Regions from separate parts of the Mus musculus genome. Here region 1 is linked to region 2. The links are chromatin contacts, found by Hi-C or POLR2A ChIA-PET in ENCODE. All regions are on one chromosome and are shown on one strand. The core of a region is the stretch at or near the end of the contact, and the rest is flanking DNA. Distances in the headings are between cores, read along the strand shown. Region 1 has its middle 15 kb from the start of Scyl1. Region 2 holds the start of Ltbp3 (latent transforming growth factor beta binding protein 3).

Region 1 (3,710 bases), core at 982-3,481, 46 kb after region 2:
CCACCTCCCTGCTTCCTGAGTGCTGGGGTTAAAGGTGTGTGCCACCACTATGTGGCTCAATTTTTCATACACTCTATTTAATCATATTCTTTCTCCTCGAGTCCTCATAGATACCCCCCCCACCCATCTCCCTACTCATCCAACTTCAAGTTATTTCTCTCGGGAAAAGGAAAAATAAAGAAAAACAAGAACAAAACAAAAACCTGTGCCGGTTGGTGGTGGGGAGACAGGCAGATCTCTGAGTTTGAGGCCAGCCTGGTCTACAAAGTGAGTTCCAGGACAGCCAGGGCTATATAGAGAAACCCTGTCTAGAAAAACAAAACAAAACAAAACAACAAAACAAAACAAAACAAAACAAACAAAAAAAACAAAGACAAAAAACACCAGACCATAACAACAACAAAACTCTCCAGCTTGGGTGGAATCATTCCTTCAGTCATTGTCCTGTCTGTCTGGGGTGGATAGAGTCCCCAGGAACAGTCATGGACACCAGGCTTGCCCTGGTGGCTCAGGAGAGAGAGTGGGATCCAGTGTGCCTCTCCTCTCCTTTCCAACCCCTTTTCTGAGAGTGTGTCAGCTGCTAGTGGGCTTTCTTTCTTGGTGAGAAGACTGAAGGTTCGGAAGAGCCAAAAGGGGGTGCAGAGAACAAAGGTGGGTAATGGGGGGCTAGAGTATGCTCATTGTGCAGAAAAGGGTGTCAGGGAACTGACTGGGCGCTCTACCCACTGGGCACTGGCAGTGGTCTGTGGTAAGAGGGAGGCTGTCAGCAGAGGGCTTTTGAGCTGGCTTCAGGCCAAGGCAGGACACCTTGAGGCCATCTCAGACCCTACAAGCTCTTCCCCATCCAATCCCCAACCCAGCTCTTTCCACTGCGTATCTCTAGATCCCTCTAAACCACATAGCTTTGCCCATCTCTAGTTCACCAACACTTCTTCCCACGCTCCAAGCAGGACTTAAGTATGTGTTCCGGGACCCAGTCACCAGCCCGACTTCACTGACTCTCCACCCCCTTGCCGTCACTTACCTGAACATCTTCAGTGATGGCCCCATCTTTACCCTCAGTAACAGCACCGCAGCCAATCATTGACACTTCCAATTTCCAAAGCAGCCCTCCAACGACCTGCTTCCTGCATCATGATATTAACTTTTCCCAACCCACCTCCTTTCCCCCCACCTCTCTCCTGACCCCGCCTCCCTCCCCCCTCCCCACCTCTCTCCTGGCAGGACTGCCCTGCACAGCTGAGTTCTGGCTCAGCCCAATGTGCCCCACAATTCCATTTGTTCCAGATTGTGTTGTGTTTAATAAGCAATGTGTTCTTGCTTGAAAACAATGTCAAAACAGCGTATGTAGCAGCAAATTTATCCTGTGTGTTTCTTGGTTTAAAAAAAGGCATATAATGTGCCAAACTATTTTTGCAACCTGTTTCCTAAGTCCAAAACCATTCTTTTCACCCTTTTTTTTTTTTCTTTTTTAAGGATCCATTTGGGGGTTGGGGGGCTGAAGAAACAGGTCCGTGGATAAAAGAATTAGTTGCTCTTCCAGAGTCCTGAGTTCAAGCCCCAGCAACCACAAGCATTCATCATGGGATCTGGCTCATATACATAAAACACATAAATATTTTTGGTTTCCTGAGACAGGGTTTCTCTGTATAGCCCTGGCTGTCCTGGAACTCACCCTGTAGACCAGGCTAACCTCAAACTCAGAAATCTGCCTGCCTCTGCCTCCCCAGTGCTGGGATTAAAGGCGTGCGCCACCACCAACCGGCCACATAAATCTTTTTTTTTTTTAATATTTATTTATTACATGTAATTACACTGTAGCTGTCTTCAGACACTCCAGAAGAGGGCATCAGATTTCGTTACGGATGGTTGTGAGCCACCATGTGGTTGCTGGGATTTGAACTCAGGACCTTCGGAAGAGCAGTCGGCGCTCTTAACCGCTAAGCCATCTCACCAGCCCAAATCTTTTTAAAAAGAGATTTGTTTTTAGCAATCTTGGTGGTGCAGGCCTTTAATCCCAGCACTCCAGAGGCAAAGATGAGTGATGCTGAGTTTGAGGTCAGCCTGGGCAAAAAAAATAAAACAATAACAAAATTATTTATGCTTGGTTCATAACACACACACACACACACACACACACGTACTTAGTAACTTATTTGCCTTTGGTTGTTCAGAGTAGAAGAGTCAGGTAGTGACAACTTGGGCATCACGCGCCCTCTAGTGGACCTCAGTGGTAGTGACTTTCAGCCTCCCCAAGGCTGCCGGGCTCCTCAGGCCTGTACTCCAGACCCAGCTTCAGGGAACTGAGCTGGTTGGGAGAAGGCCCTGAACCCTCAACTCTCTTACTCACCGGCTTTGGACGCCCCCGTGCTCTGCTGGGCTTCCCTTCCTCTGATGCAAACAGTCCTTGTTACTTCCTGCTTGCTAAGGATGAAGAAAGACACCAAGTGGGAAGCTGATAGCACAGGCCAACCCCACAGCTTTTATGGGGTTCTTGGCCTTCTCTGCTTCCACTCGGGGGATCTGTGGCTCTTCTGTGCTCTGGTCAGCCTTGGCTCGCAGGCATTTTTTGACCCTCGGCTGTCAGCTTCACCACTGTCGTGCTTGACTTATTCAGTTTCTTCTTTAAACATTTATATGAGTGCACTGTAGCTGCCTTCAGCCACACCAGAAGAGGGCATCAGATGGTTGTGAGCCACCGTGTGGTTGCTGGGAATTGAACTCAGGACCTCTGGAAGAGCAGCCCGTGCTCTTAACCACTGAGCCATCTCTCCAGCCGGATTTATTCATTTTTATTTTACGTGTATGAGTGTATTGCCTCCTTGTGTGTCTGTGCACCACGCACAAGCAGTACCTGAGAAGGCCAGAAGAGGGCATCAGATAGCCAGTTACAGATTCTTGTGAGCTGACTCCTGGGTGCTGGGTATGAACCTAGATCCTCTGCTGCGAGCAAAAGAGCTCGCTGTTAACCACTGAGCTATTTCTGTAGTTCCCACCCCCTGCCAAATGAGGCCTGGCAGGGCATGTTTGTAATCCGAGAGCTCAAAGCAGCAGGACCATGGCTTCTAGCTAGCCTTGGCGTTCCAGTTCCTAGTACTGTGATAAAGACCCAGACTAAAAGCAGTGTAGGGAGGAAAGAGTTATTTATACTTGTGTGTCACAGTCCATCATGGAGGGAAGCCCAGGCAGGAAGCTGGAGGTAGCAGCTGAGGCAGAGAAGATGGAGGATGCTCACCGGCTTGCTCTCAATGGCTTGCTCAGCTTGTGGTTTTTGCAGTGCAGACAATCTGCCCATCAAACAACTGCCCTCATAGAGTGGCCTAGAAGCCAATCTGATGGAGATATCTTCTCAATTGAAGTTCCCTCCTCCCAGATGACTCTAGCTTGTGTCAAACTGGCAAAAAACAAAAACCTAACCAATATGCTCAGCTATGTGGTGAGTGAGTTCTACCGGCCTCACCTCTGCAAACCAACAAACAAACAAACACATTCCTTCTAAGCCAGGCACAGTGACACCTGCTGCAATCCCAGATACTCAGGAAGCTGAGGCCCAAGGTTCCCTTTAGCCCAAGAACTTCAGACCAGTCTGAGCAATATATGGATACCAAACCTTAAAAAAGAAATAGGAAAAAGCTTGCTGGGTTTGGGGAGCTCGGTTGATAAAGGGCTTGCCTTGTAAGCTCAAGGACCCGAGTTACATACCCAGACCT
Region 2 (3,959 bases), core at 1,268-3,767:
TTCTTTCTTTCTTTCTTTCTTTCTTTCTTTCTTTCTTTCTTTTTCCCCCTTTGGTTTTTTCGAGACAGGGTTTCTCTGAATAGCCCTTGCTGTCCTGGAACTCACTCTGTAGACCAGGCTGGCCTCCAACTCAGAAATCTGCCTGCCTCTGCCTCCCGAGTGCTGGGATTAAAAGGGTGCACCACCACGCCCAGCAAAAGAAGTATTTCTAAACAAAAATAAAAATCTGAAGTTGATCTCTGGTCTCCACTAGCAAGTGAATACACACAAACCCCCCACATGTGCACAAGTCCCCCTCCCATATACAGAACTACACAGACATATACACACAAAATAAATAAAAGACAGCTCTGACAGCACACACCAGGGGAGGGACGACAGCTGGGGAAGACCTGCCTTAATGGTCTGGAATGGCCATGGTCTCCTTGGCCTTACAGAATTGTCTTCTACAAAGATGGCGGCTATGGATGGCTGTCAAGAAGGCTGGAAAAGGCAGTAGAGCATGGTGGCCGAGTGTGCTCAGCTGCCTCAGTTTACCCTGCAGATCTGCTCCACTTCCCTGCAGTATATTAGGTGGTCATACTACTGCACTGCCAGGACCAGCAAAATTGGAAACAAGAGGAGATTAGAGATAGCATCTATTGCTTGGGCTCCTTTCTGACAAACTGCAAGGAGGGACTCAGGGGTCTGTTGAGGGCCCACAGTTGTCTGAGGTCCGTCCCCCGCCCCCCCCCCCCCCCCCGCCCTGCAGCTTCAGGTCCAGGGTTCTCTTCAGTTAGCCTGGGCATATAAAGGCTTTTCTCATAGTCTCCTCAATGGTGATGAGTAAGGTCTTCCCTCCGATATTAGTCTGTGAGTACAGCAGGAGGGGGTGTCTTTCCTAGACAGTCTCTCCACCCTGCTTAACTCACCAGCCTGAAGGGTACCAGCCACTCCTTGCTGAGGCCCTGAGAGCCTAAGGAGTCTACCAAAGATCACATCTGTGGACAGTCACTGCCAGACGATCTAAGCTGGACTCATTGCTCCTTCCTGACCCTGAGTCCCTGCAGCAGCCCAAGACAAGGGTTGTCTCCACTCCCACTCACAGCAACACATGCTGCTGGTCATATACTCCTTCTAGAATGTTCCTTTTGGCTTTTCCACATCAAGTTCCTTTCATGTCACTCTGACGCCCCTACTGGGTCTCTGGGATAACTATCTCTCCTCCCTGGTGCACAAGAATGGCAGCTTGCCTGTTTCTGTGGGCCCTTCTCGTGAACTACTGAGTCACCTTTCCCACAGAGTAACATTCCCTGTGTGCTCAGGAATGAGCCTATGTTCCAGTCTGTCATGGGCTCAGGTGTCTCTGCTCAGAAGACTTGAAAGGGACCTCCATAGTGTCCCTCTCCTGTCTTTTTCTCTCACCTGCCAGGGGATGAAGCCAAACCCTGAGACCACATCACCTGCTTCTCTGTATCATTTACTTCACAATGGCGCGACTTTCCACAGTCCCAAATCAAACAGCCACATCCTTCCAAGAGGTGTGCGGTGGGCAGATCCTCATCGGCCCTGATACAGTGCCCGCTGATCCAAATTCCTCACAGTGACTTACATACCCACTCAGACCACAGCTGCACTGCCCTCTGCCCTTCCCACCGTGTTGCTCGCCTGGCTTTTCCTCTGACTTGGAAAGGACAGCGGTTTTTTTTTTTTTTTTGGTTTGGAAGTTTGTTTGTTTGTTTGTTTTCTCACTCTTGACTCTGCAAGACTCATTGCAGTCCTTTTCACCTTTCTCGGCTTCCCAGCATGCCCCAAGGCTCCCCTCATTACTTCCCTTCACTATGGAAAAGCGTGTTTGAAGGAAGCTGTCCCAGACCCCCACAGCCCACCACTCCTTTTGTTTCACAGTTGGGTGACTAGATCTCATTCCATGGGCAAGAATTCCAAGGCTTGGAGAGCACGAGATTCCAAGCCTGGACTGTTTGACAGCGCCTTGTTCCAAGGTGAGCCTCTGCCTACTCTGCACAGGGGAGGGTCAGGTTTACACCAGTTCAAAGGAAAAAATGAATGTAAGAGCGCTCAGCACCACTCCTGCCAGGTGGAAAGTATTCAGTGTTACTGTTGCAACAGTGTTACTAGAGCAGGGGGAGGGGTCCCCCCTCCCAAGTCCTCCTAGATTCTAGCAGCAAGGAATCCTCTTGGGACACAGAGGTCACCCCCTGCCAGCATTGCAGCAGTAGGCTGTACTGAGCAGCGCCTGAGCTACTGAGCAATTCAAGCAGAACTCATCAAATGGCCTCCCTCAGTCCCTCCGAAGCTACCCAAATAAACTCAGCCTTAAAGTAAAAAAAAAAAAAAAACCAAAAAACAAAAAAAACCACCATTAGCTCTTTGGAAAGGTGTGCCTAAAGCCGAGCCCAACCCCCTCTTCCCATCAGATTACCACCCCCTGATTCCCCTGGAGAGGGCCTGGCATGAACCAGACTTGGCATGGTTCTGACCCTGGTCACCCTTAGCCCTACTAAGTTCTTTTGAGTCAGACACTGGATCCTGGGGCTTCCTAGCACGTTCTCACAGTATTGTCCAGATCCGGGACACCACAGCCTCCCCTTTCAGACCAGTGAGTAAGTCTAGCTCTTCTACAGCCTTGAGCAAATTCAAGACCCTTCCCCACCCCCCTGTCAACCCCTGCCCCAGGGCCCTGCTGGGCTTCTCCCCAGCCCCCTGAGCACTCAAGTAGCACTCCCTTCTCCGGCTGTTAGCCTGGGAAGGGGGCCAGGCCCTGAGCTCAGACCTTGGCGATTCCAGAGTGTCTGAGGCCCAGAGCCAGCGCCGCCAGCCAGGCCAGACGAGGGGAAGGGGGGAGGTGGCAGGGTGGGCACCAGGAAGCCCTCTAAGGAGCGGGGGGGGGGGGGGGAACATTGGCAGGGAAGCCAGGTTTCTAGCTTTGTTCTTTCTGCTCTTCTTCTTGAGGCCACAGGGTTCTCCCCGGCCAGTAAACCCTGGCCAGAAGGTGCTCTCTCCTGCTTAAATCCTTTCCTTCGAGAGAAGACAGGACCAGGAATAAGGACCCATGACTTCAGGGCTTCGAGAACCCCTACATGTACAAAGGCCAATGGGCAAAAGTTAACAGACCTCTGATCCTCCAAGCAAGGACCATCTGCCTCGGTTTCCCCATTTTGACCAGGTGGAAAAGTAGTTGGGCGGGGGAGGTGTGCACAGGCCTCTGCACCCCGCCCGGAGGAATCTGGCGGAGTCCCCAGGTGAGGATTCTTCTGGAAAGAACCCAGGTCGGTTCCTGCGCGGGGCGGGCACCTAGGGGGCTGCCCCCACTCCAACCGGCGCCCTCCCTGCCGCACATCGTCGCTTCTCCGGGCAGCAGCGAAAGACGCTTGAACCAGAAGGAAAAAGAGAGAGGAGAAAAAAAAATTGTCTCCCTGGCCCCGGGCCAGCGTCCCAGCCCCCCTCGCCGCCGGCGCGCTCCAGCCAGGGAAAACAACTGCTCACTTCTCCCTGCGTCCTCCCCGCGCGCTCCCTGCTTCCCGGCGGCCGCGGGAGAGGAGCCCGGCCAGGGGGAGGCGCGGAGCGGGCTGGCCGCCCGGCCTTCCTCTCCCCTCGCTCCTCCTCTCCGCCTCCACTTGCTCCGGCCTCCTCGCTGCGGCCTCAGTTCGGGGCCTGGCTGGGTTTCTCCCGGCCAGGGAAGTTTCTTCGCTCTACCCTCAGTGCAGCTTCCATCGCTCTCCCTCGCAACGGGGATCCCGGCCGCTCCTGCTGTCCCCTCCCTACCCTTGGCTTCTCGCCCCGCTCTGCCCTCTGCTACCAACACTCGATCCCCTGCTCGGGCTCGACCTCCAATCTCCGAGGGTCGTGCGGCCCCGGATGCCCGGGCCCCGAGGGGCTGCCCACGGCCTGGCCCCTGCGATGCGCCAGGCCGGGGCATTGGGGCTGCTGGCACTACTCCTGCTGGCGCTGCTGGGCCC

Evidence for each region. A loop is a pair of places that touch in the nucleus more often than their neighbours do. ChIA-PET counts read pairs that join two places held with the same protein, here RNA polymerase II (POLR2A).
Region 1: POLR2A ChIA-PET joins it to region 2 with 27 read pairs in Patski. The contact joins the enhancer-like site here to the promoter of Ltbp3 in region 2. A Hi-C loop is called at or near these places in 10 of 37 maps with a recorded cell type or tissue (T-helper 17 cell, gastrocnemius, heart and 2 more). POLR2A ChIA-PET finds 5 or more read pairs at or near these places in 4 of 5 experiments (Patski and embryonic stem cell).

Annotation. Positions count from the first base shown.
Region 1 is chr19:5,784,374-5,788,083 of GRCm38, forward strand. No RefSeq gene overlaps it. Among named protein-coding and RNA genes, the nearest start is that of Scyl1, 15 kb to the left of the region's middle. Within about 2 kb of position 2,232, at least 2 of the 3 ENCODE cell types and tissues checked have a DNase peak (open chromatin) inside an H3K27ac peak, as active enhancers do; they include gastrocnemius and heart, where a contact is called at or near this core.
Region 2 is chr19:5,738,383-5,742,341 of GRCm38, forward strand. It overlaps Ltbp3 (latent transforming growth factor beta binding protein 3), which reads left to right and starts at 2,518. Exons shown (of 28, transcript NM_008520.3): 1 at 2,518-2,603; 2 at 2,953-3,959. The coding sequence starts at 3,859.